4 separate regions of the Homo sapiens genome follow, and all the other regions are linked to region 3. A link is a contact called in ENCODE Hi-C or POLR2A ChIA-PET data. All regions are on one chromosome and are shown on one strand. The core of a region is the stretch at or near the end of the contact, and the rest is flanking DNA. Distances in the headings are between cores, read along the strand shown. Region 1 holds the start of AASDH (aminoadipate-semialdehyde dehydrogenase). Region 2 holds the start of PAICS (phosphoribosylaminoimidazole carboxylase and phosphoribosylaminoimidazolesuccinocarboxamide synthase). Region 3 has its middle 97 kb from the start of LINC02358. Region 4 holds the start of CEP135 (centrosomal protein 135).

Region 1 (3,158 bases), core at 157-2,656, 1.4 Mb after region 3:
GTGATTTCTAAATATACAGTTTAAACATATAAGGCAACTTTAGTACTTACATTATTTATTTTTAGTAGGCATTTCTATAAATATTAGCTCTTTTTAATGCACAAGATACAATTTTAAGCTTTCCTCAGACATACAATGATCATTATGTAAATATAAGGGAGGCTTTCTGCAGCAGGCGCTTAAATTATGAGGAATGAGTTCATTTCGCAACATACAGGTAGCGCAGAAGGGTACCTACACATCTATACGATAATTAAGATGTTTCTTTCCATTTTCCCAATGGTTGCTACAGACATTTAAGGTAAAATCCATTCTTCTTGTCTCAGGTTTTCATTTTCATTCATTGAATCACAAATAACATTCTCTGCAGTAGAGAATACTAAACTTATTAATGCCCAAATGTTTGAGACCTTAAAAAGGAAAAAAAGGCCGGGCGCGGTGGCTCACGCCTGTAATCCCAGCACTTTGGGAGGCCGAGGCGGGTGGATCATGAGGTCAGGAGATCGAGACCATCCTGGCTAACAAGGTGAAACCCCGTCTCTACTAAAAATACAAAAAATTAGCCGGGCGCGGTGGCGGGCGCCTGTAGTCCCAGCTACTCGGGAGGCTGAGGCAGGAGAATGGCGTCAACCCGGGAAGCGGAGCTTGCAGTGAGCCGAGATTGCGCCACTGCAGTCCGCAGTCCGGCCTGGGCGACAGAGCGAGACTCCGTCTCAAAAAAAAAAAAAAAAAAAAAAAGGAAAAAAAAAAGCAAACTCTGGTAAGCAGATTTTACATGTAAAAGGAATAAATTTACTTGCTACAACTGTAGAAGCTGCTATTTAGTCAACAAAGATCTTAAGAGTGTCAGCAAATTCAATTGCTATGGGGCCTCTCTCTAGGCCACTGGCTGTTTTAAAAATGGATAAATAATCTAGAAACTTTATTTTCCCAATTCCCCGGCTTCTAAATTTACGGTATGCAACGAGTAACAATGCAATTTACAGCTTCCTAAACATTTCTTCATTGCTCTTCGAAACCACTCTAGGGGGTAGCTGAGCGCGGAGCACACTTATTTCCATTTGAATGGAGGGGCGGAGGCTAGTGACGCAGGAGTGTACACACAGGTCAGGGTTAGTCTGCACCACACCAGCACGCCAGACCCCGATGTATCAAATCCGAGGTCAGGCAGTGGTCCTGAAGCTGAGCAAATGTATGTGGAAGCAGGCTCAGGCCTAGCGGCACTTCGCCTCCTTCACACAGACCCCCGCCGGACACCGCGCCCTGCCGCGACTCACTTAGCAAGTCTCGCGGATTAGGTTTGATCGCATTCGGCCCTTTCCCGGATAGCTCGTCGCGGATACTTCTCACAGCGAAGCAGCAGCTCCCAGAAGCCGTAAAGCTATCCCAGAGCGAGGCACCATACGTAAATCTTCCGCGTCGCTACGTGACGTCAGTGCGAGCGACCCCGGGCCGGCTGCGTGGAGCTGGCGCTGCCTCTCCTGAAGCCGAGGCGCTAACTTGAGTGAAGAGGTCTATAGGCTTTTTCACTTTTGGTTATCTGCTCAGGCGCTCCTTGGGGTCGCGCATGGTCTCGGACAGGGTTTGCAAGGACTTCGGAGCTAACCAGTTTGGAGCCATAACCCTTTCGTACTTGCCAAAAAACTCTGGGCAAGACTCTTGAATTTTGAGCCGCAGTATTCTCGTTCATAAGGTGAGAATAAAAACATCACCTAGGGTTGATGTGAAGAGAGATGAAATCATTGTGAAATAGGAGAGTTATTGCTTTCAACCAATGACATTTTCTGGAAACGTGCTGGAGATATGGCTGCAGCAGTGACGCCTGCAAACGACGTTCCTGTCATCATGATGCTGACATTTTAATTGGGAAGCAGATTGAAACGATAACTAAGGAATTTGACAGGAGCATTTAGTAGGACCTGTAAAGAAATTAAAGCAGGTCCGAGGTGGAGTTTTGTAAACTATATGCCTGAATAGAACTTTCTGTTTCCAAGGGAATTGTTACAGTTGGAGACATGTCAATTATTACAATAAGCGTCAAGGGCAATAACAGAGGTGTTTTAAAGCTACTGTCTGGTGGCAGAATAATCGGGATTTTTTTGTTTGGGGGGTTTTAGCCGGGGGAGGGACTGCGAAGACAGCTCTGCATCAAAACAGTACGTGAGAAAAAAGCATAGGACGCTCTCGCAGCCGTAGTTGTTGGTGACAAGAAACTGTGCTTCTAATCTAAGCAAAAAATATCTCCACATGCCAACTATACTTTTCCAAGATGTACCATGGACTACTCAAACTAACACAGCCTTATTTATGTATTTAGGTTGGAAGTGGGCAAAAGTGTATCTTGTCTATGTTTCTATGTTTCTACGTTGGGATGACACCATCATCCACCCAGCCAGACAGTTATCAACCTTCCCACTTTCTTAACCTCTTACATCCGATTAGACCCTATGTCCTCTAGTTCTCAGTCTTGAGACCAGCACCCAGCTGGCTACATCAGAATTGCCGGTGGTGATGTTTTAGAAGATTCCAAATTCCTGGACTCCATCCCCGGAGGTTCATCCCCTAGTTTTCTAGTGAGGGGCCTAGAACCTGCGTTTTTTAAGTGTCATGTTCATCGCCATTACTGCTACTTTAGTTCAGGTCTTCTTGGTCAGCTTTTTCCTAAAACGTTTTCAGTTTTGTTTGCCTCTGATTGACTCTGAATTGCTGCCAAAATGATGTTTTATTATTCCAGTATCATCATCCAACTCTCTGATATTAATGATACCTTTTTTAAAGTTTTTCTTCCCTTGCAGTATCTATTTCCCTCAAGTTTCCTTTTTTTTTCTTCTGTTGATTTTGTGCTCTATCTTTCACATTAGAGGCTTTCCTAGGATGTCTGGTGGTCCTTATCTGCTCATATGTAAGTGGGGGTATATTTAAAAGTTGATTGGAAGCTGTTGAGCCCATGGGACGTTTGTTGAAAATCAAGTGGGAGAGGAGGGGTATGGAGGCTGCGGTATGTCTCAGAATTTAGTACAATTTTCACTTAATTCTCTTTGTTTTAGGTGCCTGATGTCCTCCATTACAGAGACCCCGTTTTACTCCTGAGCAATAAAAAAAGGCTTCAGAATAAGGCGGGGGCCGGGGGTGGCATAAAGGATATAACACTCTCCTAA
Region 2 (3,470 bases), core at 517-3,016, 1.5 Mb after region 3:
GTCAGGTAGTAAGAAAAGGAAAGATCACCGAAGCAAAGTAATTTTTTTTAACTCGAAAGGATCTCCCAATTTTTCAAAATCAAGTGTATGGATCTTGGCATAGAGACACTACTCCCCTGTCCCCCTTTTGAAGAAGGGAGTTAATTTTTGTCATGTTATTACCAACGTTTTCATTCATTAGGCAAGACGTCTACCAATGAATCTTTTCCAGATGCACTGTTCCCTATGGTTGGCTTATTTCCATTTAATTTATGTGAGATCTACTACCAGTAGTCATTCTCAACATCAACTAGTCATCTTTCCCTGGGTCTGAAGTCTAGCATCCTCAAGTTCCCATAGCGATAACTACTTTCAAACCCATAATCTGCTCAATAGCTCTGCCCTTGCAAACAAAAGCTTGTGGTGGTTGGAGGCCCCGCGCGAAAACCTTTAGGTGTTGAAGGACCTGGACTGGCCGCCACGCCACACTAGCCTATTACAGGAGCAGCCACAGGCTCCGGGAGACTAGAACCCGCCTGCAGTCGGGGAGGAGCCCTGACCCAGCTAGACCAAGCAAACCGGCGGTTTACAAGCTGGCCAGCCTCTGGATGGGTGCACACACCGGGGGGCGGGGAGGGAGAGAGCCCCTAAAAGGCATAAGTGGCTGGGAGGGTGGGCAGGACAGGCTAAAGTTCATGGAAGCGAGGTGCCCCTCGTGCACGCCTAGGCAACCCGGTCGACGCCACAGGCAGGTACTGGCTTAGGTCGGAGAGGTCGGTCCTCCCGGGCCCTCGGGCGCTCATGAGAACGCCGACTGCGGGAAGCGGCTCCGAGAGATGGAGACGCACGCCCCCGCCACCCCCACCCTGTTGCTCACCGGTGCTGCAGCCCCACGAGTCCCAGAGTGATCACATGCGGTACATCCAGCTGCGTGGGCCACTCTCCTGAGGCGATGCACCCGAACACGCCACATTCCTCTCGGATCCCCAACTCCTCCAGCTCCATGTCGCCGCCGAAAGCACGTGGAAGGACCTGCCGCTGCGGCCAAGGTGTAAGCACCAACCAGCTGCCAGCTCGGCCCGTCGAGCTCAGAAGCTCGCGCTCGCGACAGGCTCTTCCTTCCCGAGGGTGGCCCCAGCTACTGCGGCGGCGCGCGCTGTCCCTAGGTGGCGTGGCCAGCTCAGCCCTGCTCCTCCCCCTCCGAGTCCACCAACGAGCGAGGGCGGAGGGGCGGTCCCGCGGCTGAGGGGCGGGGTCACGGATGCTGTAGGGTGGAGCTAGCCTTCCCCTAAGAGCTGCCTGGAAAGCTGTATTTGCTGCACGTGGAAATCTCCGTTATTTTCCAGCACCCAACAGTAGCGTAATGGGAGTAACGGACTTAACCTCATTTCTCTTTCAGAGCATTTAGCCTTCATATGCCCTTCCCTGCATGCTTCCCCCAGGCCGTCAAGACTTGGTACGCTCCAACTTCTGAGTCGCTCCCGCAGCCGAGAAGGGGCCGGGGTATGCGAGCTTCCGCAGAGTGGGGAGGGGCCGCCAGTGCGCGCCACTTTTCGCCTGTCCGGGCACTGCGCCAGCGCGGGGCGGCCCGGAGGCGGGGTCGCGTCTCTGCGCCTGCGCGGCGGGAAGCCAGTGGGGCGTTGTTTCGTCCGATATCCGCGTTTCAGTCTCCGCCCATACCCCTCCGGGTTAGGCGGCTGTAGCGGAGCTCGAAAAGAGTGGCGCAGGGTCGCGCGGCCCCGCCTCCTTCCCCGCCCAGCGAAGCTCTCTGACCACCCCTCTTTTCTAGAGTTCTGCCTCGCTTCCCGGCGCGGTCGCAGCCCTCAGCCCACTTAGGATAATGGCGACAGCTGAGGGTGAGTAACAGGGATCCGGGCCCTTCACGGTCTCCCTGACCCCCAGGCCGTGAGCTCGCGGCCACGTGCGAGCCGCGAAACTCTGTCCCGCCTCCCTGCAGCAGCGCCTCTAGGCAGCCGCGCGGGCGCACACGTGGCCCAGGCGCTCCCGGGCCTCCCCGAACTTTACTGCCTCGGGGATGGGGAGAAGGAGCAAAGTAGAGGAGAACGAGAAATGGCCAAGGGGTGGAAAGGTGCCTGGAAGTATTATTTATAATCAATAGCTATTGCAAAATACAAGCAAATCAGTCTTGATTCGTCAAAACCTGAGTCTTGCTTTGCCCGTTAGGTTAATGACCTTTCTAAGAAGGTTAATAATTGAAACTTTTGAAAGACCTGTCTAGAGGCCGGGCCTGGTGGCTCACGCCTGTAATCCCAGCACTTTGGGAGGCCAAGGCGGGCGGATCACCTGAGGTCAGTAGTACGAGACCAGCCTGGCCAACATGGCGAAACCCCGTCTCTTACTAAAAATACAAAAAATTAGCTGGACGTGGTGGCGCGCGCCTGTAATCCCCAGCTACTCAGGAGGCTGAGGTAGGAGAATCGCTTGAACCCGGAGGCGGAGGTTGCAGTGAGCCGAGATCGCGCCATTGCACTCCAGCCTGGGCGACAAAGCGAGACTCCGTCTCAAAAAAGAAAAAGAAAAACCTGTCTAGGGGGCGTGTGTGTAAGTAGTCTTTGATGCCATGGTGTGTGTGTGTGTGTGCACGCGCGCGTGAAGTAGTCTTTGATGCCACGATAGCTTGGGGTGTGTGTACGTGCGTGTGCGTGTTTAAGTAGTCTTTGATGTCATGGGTGTGTATGTGTGTGCGCGCGCGTGTTGAAGTAGTCTGATTCCATGATGGCTGGGGAGGGGGGCTGTTTTTAGGTAGTCTTTGATGCCATGATGGTGTGTGTGTGTGTGTGTGTGTGTGTGTGTGTGTGTGTGTGTTCGTTCCAGTAGTCTTTGATGCCACGATGGCTTTGAAGAACTCCAAAACCTTTAGGCAAAAAAGTTGCACTATCAGGAAAGATTGTTCTTGCTATTTATGCTGGAAAAAAACAAATGCTGGTTTTTTCCACACACCCAGTTGCTATATGTATAGTGAGGCAAATTGCTTTTGTGGCTGCTGGGTACATTCTTTTCCACATAGAAAGTAACTGAATTCAGATTTTAAAAAGCTGTAGACTCAGGCCGGGCGCTGTGGCTCACGCCTGTAATCCCCAGCACTTTGGGAGTCCCAGGCGGGCGGATCACGAGGTCAGGAGATCGAGATCATCCTGACCAACATGGTGAAACCCCGGCTCTACTAAAAATGCAAAAATTTGCTGGACGTGGTGGCGTATGCCTGTAATCCTAGCTACTCGGGAACCTGAGGCAGGAGAATCACTTGAACCGGGGAGTCAGAGGCTGCAGTGAGCCGGGATCGCGCCACTGCACTCCAGCCTGGCGACAGAGAGAGACTCTGTCTCAAAAAAAAAAAAAAAAAAAAAAAAAAGCTGTAGACTCAGCAAAAAAGATTCAGATGATATTGAGTATCAACTCCCTAGAATCAAGGCAAGGACCAGAATTTTTCTTGCAATCATGGTACCTGTACCTCTAAAATGGCAAATCTC
Region 3 (3,158 bases), core at 175-2,674:
GAGCCAGAATGGCTGAATTTGAATTCTGACCCTGGAACTTTCTAGCAATGTAACTATATGCAAGTTATTCTCTTCATACCTCAATTTTCCATCTGATAATTGGGTATAATGATAGTATTTACCTCATAAAGTTGCTGTGAGAATGAAAAGAGTTAATATTTATGAAACATTTAGAACGGTGCATGTTAGTATAAGTCTAACATGAATTTTGTGTTTTTTTAAGATATTAAGCTTGCAGTTAACCAAACTCTCGCATGTCTTTCAAGTATGTGGCTGCCAATTTATTCTCTCCCAATCTCAAGTTGTGCCATTGATTTCATTTTTAGAGCCCAAAGGTAAGACTTTGAGTATCCCTTTGGTGGTGCTGGCTCAGCATCACTTTCATTTTCCTTCACTCTCTGCACCCCACCCACCTACCCACCCACCCATTTCCTGGTGCAGGTGCTAACAAGAGAGTTGGAAACAGAAGGGAAAGAAGTCTGCTGCAAACTAAGCGTGCAGTGTGCAGTCATTGAGATTTGACTGCATCTTAACATTGGCACTCAACCAAATTTAAGTGGCTCTAAGTACTTTTAAATTAGGCATATAGTTAAAATTTGACAAGCACATAAACTTAATAGCTGATTTCCAGGCAAAATTACTACCAAAACTGATTTTAACTGCCAGTAAAATAAGCCCAGGGGGTTGTTATTCAAGGTAGCCCAGTAAAATGAAATAAGGATCAGGACAATGGGAACAGTTGTGAAGATGACAAAACTGTCATGTCTACAGGTGGAACTAAGTGTCTGCCCTGTTAATGGATATAGACACAATTCAGGGAAGCAAGCCATCCAAATGCATCACTTGAATCCTGTTTGGTTGTTCTGACGTAGAAGAAGAAAAGAAAGAGAATCAATTGAGGAAATGTAAGATGCAGAACTACAAAAATAAACTTGCCGTCCCTGACATCTGTGTTTATAAATGCACTATATTAAACAGCAGAGATTTTCCCCATCGTTAGCCAACACCAAGATGGCGTCTTGCAGGCTTTGTTTTTTCTTCACCCCTAATCGTAAGGGCTTTCTTTACTCTCTCTTTGCTTCCAGCTTTTGTCTTATTCTCCCCATAAAGAGTTGGCAGAGCATGGCTGGGCAATTTCAGAAACATGGTTTATAAGTGACTTGCTCTATTATTTTGCTATTAAAAGTGAGTCTGTGCTAACTATTCTTTGATGAAGAAGCAGTCCCTTCCAGCCCCCAGGTGGAGATTTTCCCTATCAATAACGCCAGAACAAGTTTGAATCAAAGAAATGACACATACAGTGGCCAGATGTTTGGAGAATAAGAAAGGGAGCTAAGTTCACACAATTGTTCTGCCTTCTTGCTTTCCGCTGAGGTTCTTTCCTGTGAGCTGTAGGACTCATTAACAGACAGCTCTGCTCTGGGCATGCACACCGACAGCCTCAGCCTAGCCCTTCAGCGAGAGGCTGCTAACAGGCGGCCTTCCTTTTCCTGTGCAGCTGGTGTTTGCAGAAGGACATGATTTGAAAGTTGATTTATTTACCCTGTCTTTGAAAAAAAATGAATGGACATAGATGTCTGTTTGTTAAAACAATTAATAAACTCTAATAATATGATTAGAATTTAACAGAAAAACATCGTTGGCTTGCAGGTGGAAATCCAAGGTCTTCAACTTTTAGGATGTTCATCATGTAGCTGTCTCACTCAGAACAAGATAAGATGACGTGTTTGGTCTTTAAAAACAAAACAGTCAGGAGATCGAGACCATCCCGGCTAAAACGGTGAAACCCCGTCTCTACTAAAAATACAAAAAATTAGCCGGGCGTAGTGGCGGGCGCCTGTAGTCCCAGCTACTTGGGAGGCTGAGGCAGGAGAATGGCGTGAACCCGGGAGGCGGAGCTTGCAGTGAGCCGAGATCCCGCCACTGCACTCCAGCCTGGGCGACAGAGCGAGACTCCGTCTCAAAAAAAAAAAAAAAAAACAAAACAAAACAAAAAAACAGCTGATCAGTTCTTGTTTTTTACTCTACAGCCTTTGAGTCATGAATGAAGAAAATCACTTTCACTTGTGGGAGCCAGTGGGCTCCAGTTCGTGTTGTCTCTGTTGTCCGTGGAGACTTTGAAGATGTTTATATGCACCTCAACTATCAAGAGGAAGAGAACATGCCAGAAAGGGCCTCTTCCTCTTGGGCTAGCTCCTCCTCTCAAGTCCCTTCAAAAAGTCAGTGTGTCTGAGACACAATAGACACAGCTTAAATAAAGTGAAGAGGGATAGGCCGTAGAAGAAGTAGTTTCTGTCTTTAAAAAATGTATTCATTATTTTGGGGAATAATATAAACCTGAACACCAATTTAAAAAACTTTAAAGGACTATTCAGTGAAAAATCATTCTCTCTCCCACCCTCACTCCCCATCAGCCACCATGTTCCCAAACCAGAGGCAACTGCCATTATATTTCTAGAGTATTCTTCCAGAGACATCCTATGTAGATATAAACATTCATACATACACATATATATGCTTTTAAAATATGCAAATGATGTACAATACACATTGTTCTGCACTTTGCTTTTTTTTTTTCATTTAACAATACATCAGACAAAGATGTTTTTTCTGCTCAAAGTGCCATCAAGAGAGAAAAGTCATTCTTCAGTTCAATGATCTGCATCTGTTTCTGGCTTATTGTATTGACAACAAACAAAATGCAAGTCAAATTCTATTGCAGCCATAGGTAATCTCGGCCTGGAGAAATGTGAATCCTCTTTAAAACCTTACAACTCTGAATAACAGGAAGTGTGGAGTGCATAGAGGAGAAAGGGAAGGATGAATTATGCTTAATAGAACGTTTTATGGAACTGACAGTTGAGCCGAGAGACATTTTGGATGCCATCTTGCAAAATGATTCCTTGCCTAGCTCTAGTAAGTAGAATGCAAAGTTATTGGCTATAATAGCATAATTTTTGCTAGTTAAGGATCTCTATAGGTGGCATAGTGTCAATATTCTGGATATGACATGAGGGAGGTAGAAAGAGAACAGGCTTTGGAATCAGGCAGACCTAGATGTTAATACTGGATATACCAGTTATTAATTTAAACTAGTTTTCTAACCTCTCAGACCCTTGGTTTTCCTTTATGTAAAATGGAAATACTGTACATAAAGA
Region 4 (3,034 bases), core at 281-2,780, 1.0 Mb after region 3:
AAAGATTTGTAGGTTCCTGTTTTTCTTTTGACGCAGCTGCAAGGCCACCAGCTAAGCAAAGCCAAAAGTTATGCAAATTTCAGCAGTTATGCTATAGATTACAAAACCTGTCACTGTGTGATTTACTGCCTTGGTTCTGCTTTTTTAATTTAGCCTATATAAGCCAAGCTCTGTCTTTGTTCAGGGCTCAGCTTTTTGGATGCAAATCCACGGAGCCAGTGCACACCTTAATAAAATCCTCCTGCTCCACCCATTGGTCTTTCTGGTCCTCTGCTTTCCCGCAACAATGGGAGTCTTCAAGCGGCCAGTGCCTTTTTCGTTCTTAACTGCCCAATCCGTGCCAGCAGAAGGCAGCTTTAAACCAAAGTGAAAGAGCTGAAGCAAAAAAGAAAGAAAATAAAAAGTCCCAGTTCTTCTGGGCTTACCTCCTGGCTGGCTCACCAAAATATGTTACCAGATTGGAAGTTGGGAGTTCCAGGTTCTTGGTGTTATGAACAAAGAATTGGATGAGACACACAAATAACCACCCCACAAGATTTATTAAGCAAAGAATATACCAGAGAGAGGAACGGGCTTATCTTCAAGTGGTGTCAGCCCTGGATTAATATAGCCTTTGTTCTTTTATACCCACTTCCTACACTTCTTTAACTCTAGGGAGGGGATTTCCTATAATTGTCATATCTGTTTTCTTGTTTTTTCTCTCTTAGTGCGCCTGCGTGAGCTTGCCATAATTTTAAGTGTATGTATGATAGGCATTCCATAGGTATGAGCTGGTCAGTCTTCTGACTTCCTTCCCTATTCTGCTGCCTCAGAAGGCCTATTTGGGAGAAAAGTAAACAGGAAAGAATGAAACTCCCTCTGACTGTCTGGGAAATTTTCAGGGGAGAAATGGAATTCTAGGATTTTACTATGTGTTTTCCATCTGTGAGTGGACTATAACGGTTTATTTCAATTTAATTCCACTCACAAATGTTTTGCTGAGTAGAATAGTCTCTGACTCAAGGAATTCACATTTGGGGGCGGCAGAGAGAGACGGATCAACAAATGATTGTATTTTGATGGATGAATTCTATGGTTCTACAGAGAGCCTGCGGGAGATACTATTGTGGGATAATTAATTGCATTGGGTGGTTGTCAGGGAAAGTTGCAGAGACAACGTGATATCTGCGTTTGGGGATTACGTGGTGAGCAGGCGTTCACCTTGCAGGTGAAGGCTACTCCGCTGCAGGGACCGGTACTGGGGCGGCGTTTGTTCCCCGCACGCAGTAGGTGATCCACACCTCCCGCCGACAGGAGGAAGAGGATGCCAGCTCAGGCACCAGCTGAGGTTTGGCATTTGCTGGCCGCGGGCGCCGACCTCCAGGGGGCGCCGTGGCCTCGCGCTGTCCGGGCCGTTGCATTTCCGGGCACTGGGGCTCCGCCATCGTCGCCAAGCGCGTCCCCGCCGCGAGCCGCTAATCGTCCGCCGCTCCCGTTACCGGGGCAACCGCGGCGCCTCCTCCGTGTCGGCCCCGATCGTCCCTCCGCGCCATTTTCAAACTGCTCTAGCGCCGGAGCCCGTGCCTGGACGGAAGGAGCTAGTGGGGGACTCGAGGCCTGAGGGCAATGCGGCTGGAGGCGGAGGCAACGGCGGCTGGAGCTGCCGGTGAGTCCGGATGTGGGAGCCAGAGGGCCAGCTGCGGCGGTGGTGGCGCCTTCGCCTTCTGGGCGGTACCCGCGGGCCGGGCTCGGGCACTGCCGGGAGGCCGCGCGGCCGCGGGAGGAAGTGAGGCCAGGCCGGGTCAGACCGGGCGGGGAGGGGCGCGGGGACTCTTCCCACCCACCCCGCTCCCACACCCCCTTCCCGTCAACACCCGACGGTAAAGTTGCAAACCGGAGATTGGGTGGAGGAGAGCTTGGGCCGACTCGTCAAGGAGCGTCTGTGTGGGCCGTGCAGACAGGCTTGCTGTTGACCAATGGATAGATTTAAACATTAAAATGCCTTCTCAGTGTAGCAGTCATCCATGCTCTTTGTAACAAAAATGTCGCAAAGCGTAGGACGACAGCCTTTAATTAACCTTTGCCCAGCTCCTTTGAAGCCTCTCCACTGCTTTCCAGCCTTTACTACTTTGAGTTCAATAAGAAAGGACTCTGAGATAACCACAGCTAACGGGTTTCTTTGTTGTCGTTTGGGGTTTCTTGTTTATCTTCTTAAGCCCTGTGCACACATACATACAGCATTAAATGTACTGGTTTTGAGACGCCAACCCCCAGAGTTAAGTAGATGGATACTTCTACACATATATGTATGGGGGACCCCCAAACCTAACCTTTTATGTTGCTTTGCTAGAAACTTAGAGTATAGCCACCATATTTGGATGGGGGTTATGGGGAAAGACAACAGTTCATGGGTGGGGACGGCCTAACATGTTTCTATCTGGGAGGATTTTAATCCGTCCTGTGTATTGAGGCCCTGGCCATGATTTATTGATTCATATTCATTCTCATTCTCTCCCCTCCAAAGCAGGATGTGAGGAGGTATTATCTCTGGGTAACTGGAGTTGGTAGCAAAGAGGGGAAATGTTTTGAGTGGTGCACCGCCTGTAAGTTTACACCCTGCTAGTAATACACCTGGATTTGTCAGGTGTATTTCTGATGTCTGCAGGAATTTCCCTAAAAACCCTGCATCACTTAGGTGTCTCTTGTGGAAAGAACCTAGGAAATCTATGAGGAAGCCATTCAAAAAAAGTTAACAAGAGCAAAGAGAAAGATATACAGAAAGGAGTGACCAAGGAGAGACTCAGGAGACCTGGTCTCTGATGACTGCCCACCTACTTTGTGGCCCCGTGGTTTTGGAAGAGTTACTTTCTTGAGGCAGCCTTTCCTCATGTTTAAGTAGGGATAATATCATTGGTCTTTCTCCCTCACAGGGTAGCTGTGAGGATCGACTTTTACATGTATGCTCATGCATGTAATGCATTTTTTATATATTGTGAAGAACAACAGATGTAAAACAAAATTTTTATTTGGCTTAGAAATACGAGTACCATGACTA

Evidence for each region. Hi-C counts contacts between places; a loop is a spot of excess contacts on that map. ChIA-PET counts read pairs that join two places held with the same protein, here RNA polymerase II (POLR2A). Pooled maps may share reads with other maps.
Region 1: a map of CD8-positive, alpha-beta T cell shows a loop between it and region 3 (13-fold over the local background). The contact joins the promoter of AASDH here to the enhancer-like site in region 3. A Hi-C loop is called at or near these places in 2 of 168 maps with a recorded cell type or tissue (CD8-positive, alpha-beta T cell and naive thymus-derived CD4-positive, alpha-beta T cell) and 6 of 50 pooled maps.
Region 2: a loop to region 3 is called in a map of CD4-positive, alpha-beta T cell, with 17 times the contacts of the local background. The contact joins the promoter of PAICS here to the enhancer-like site in region 3. A Hi-C loop is called at or near these places in 2 of 168 maps with a recorded cell type or tissue (CD4-positive, alpha-beta T cell and naive thymus-derived CD4-positive, alpha-beta T cell) and 4 of 50 pooled maps. POLR2A ChIA-PET finds 5 or more read pairs at or near these places in 1 of 52 experiments (activated CD8-positive, alpha-beta T cell).
Region 4: a loop to region 3 is called in a map of CD8-positive, alpha-beta T cell, with 3 times the contacts of the local background. The contact joins the promoter of CEP135 here to the enhancer-like site in region 3. A Hi-C loop is called at or near these places in 3 of 168 maps with a recorded cell type or tissue (CD8-positive, alpha-beta T cell and naive thymus-derived CD4-positive, alpha-beta T cell) and 6 of 50 pooled maps.

What each region holds. Positions count from the first base shown.
Region 1 is chr4:56,386,085-56,389,242 of GRCh38, forward strand. It overlaps AASDH (aminoadipate-semialdehyde dehydrogenase), which reads right to left and starts at 1,407. Exons shown (of 15, transcript NM_181806.4): 1 at 1,278-1,407. RefSeq lists enhancers at 825-1,332, 1,302-1,671, 1,333-1,839, 1,702-1,751.
Region 2 is chr4:56,434,494-56,437,963 of GRCh38, forward strand. It overlaps PAICS (phosphoribosylaminoimidazole carboxylase and phosphoribosylaminoimidazolesuccinocarboxamide synthase), which reads left to right and starts at 1,767. Exons shown (of 9, transcript NM_001079524.2): 1 at 1,767-1,835. The coding sequence starts at 1,820. PPAT (phosphoribosyl pyrophosphate amidotransferase) reads right to left here and starts at 1,122. Exons shown (of 11, transcript NM_002703.5): 1 at 857-1,122. The coding sequence starts at 984. RefSeq lists enhancers at 827-1,006, 1,854-2,737 and silencers at 1,097-1,296, 1,437-1,726.
Region 3 is chr4:54,940,772-54,943,929 of GRCh38, forward strand. No RefSeq gene overlaps it. Among named protein-coding and RNA genes, the nearest start is that of LINC02358, 97 kb to the left of the region's middle. Within about 2 kb of position 1,425, at least 9 of the 41 ENCODE cell types and tissues checked have a DNase peak (open chromatin) inside an H3K27ac peak, as active enhancers do; they include CD4-positive, alpha-beta T cell and CD8-positive, alpha-beta T cell, where a contact is called at or near this core.
Region 4 is chr4:55,947,415-55,950,448 of GRCh38, forward strand. It overlaps CEP135 (centrosomal protein 135), which reads left to right and starts at 1,531. Exons shown (of 26, transcript NM_025009.5): 1 at 1,531-1,645. EXOC1-AS1 (EXOC1 antisense RNA 1) reads right to left here and starts at 598. Exons shown (of 5, transcript XR_941069.4): 1 at 426-598. RefSeq lists enhancers at 340-489, 1,108-2,072 and silencers at 1,287-1,426, 1,477-1,936.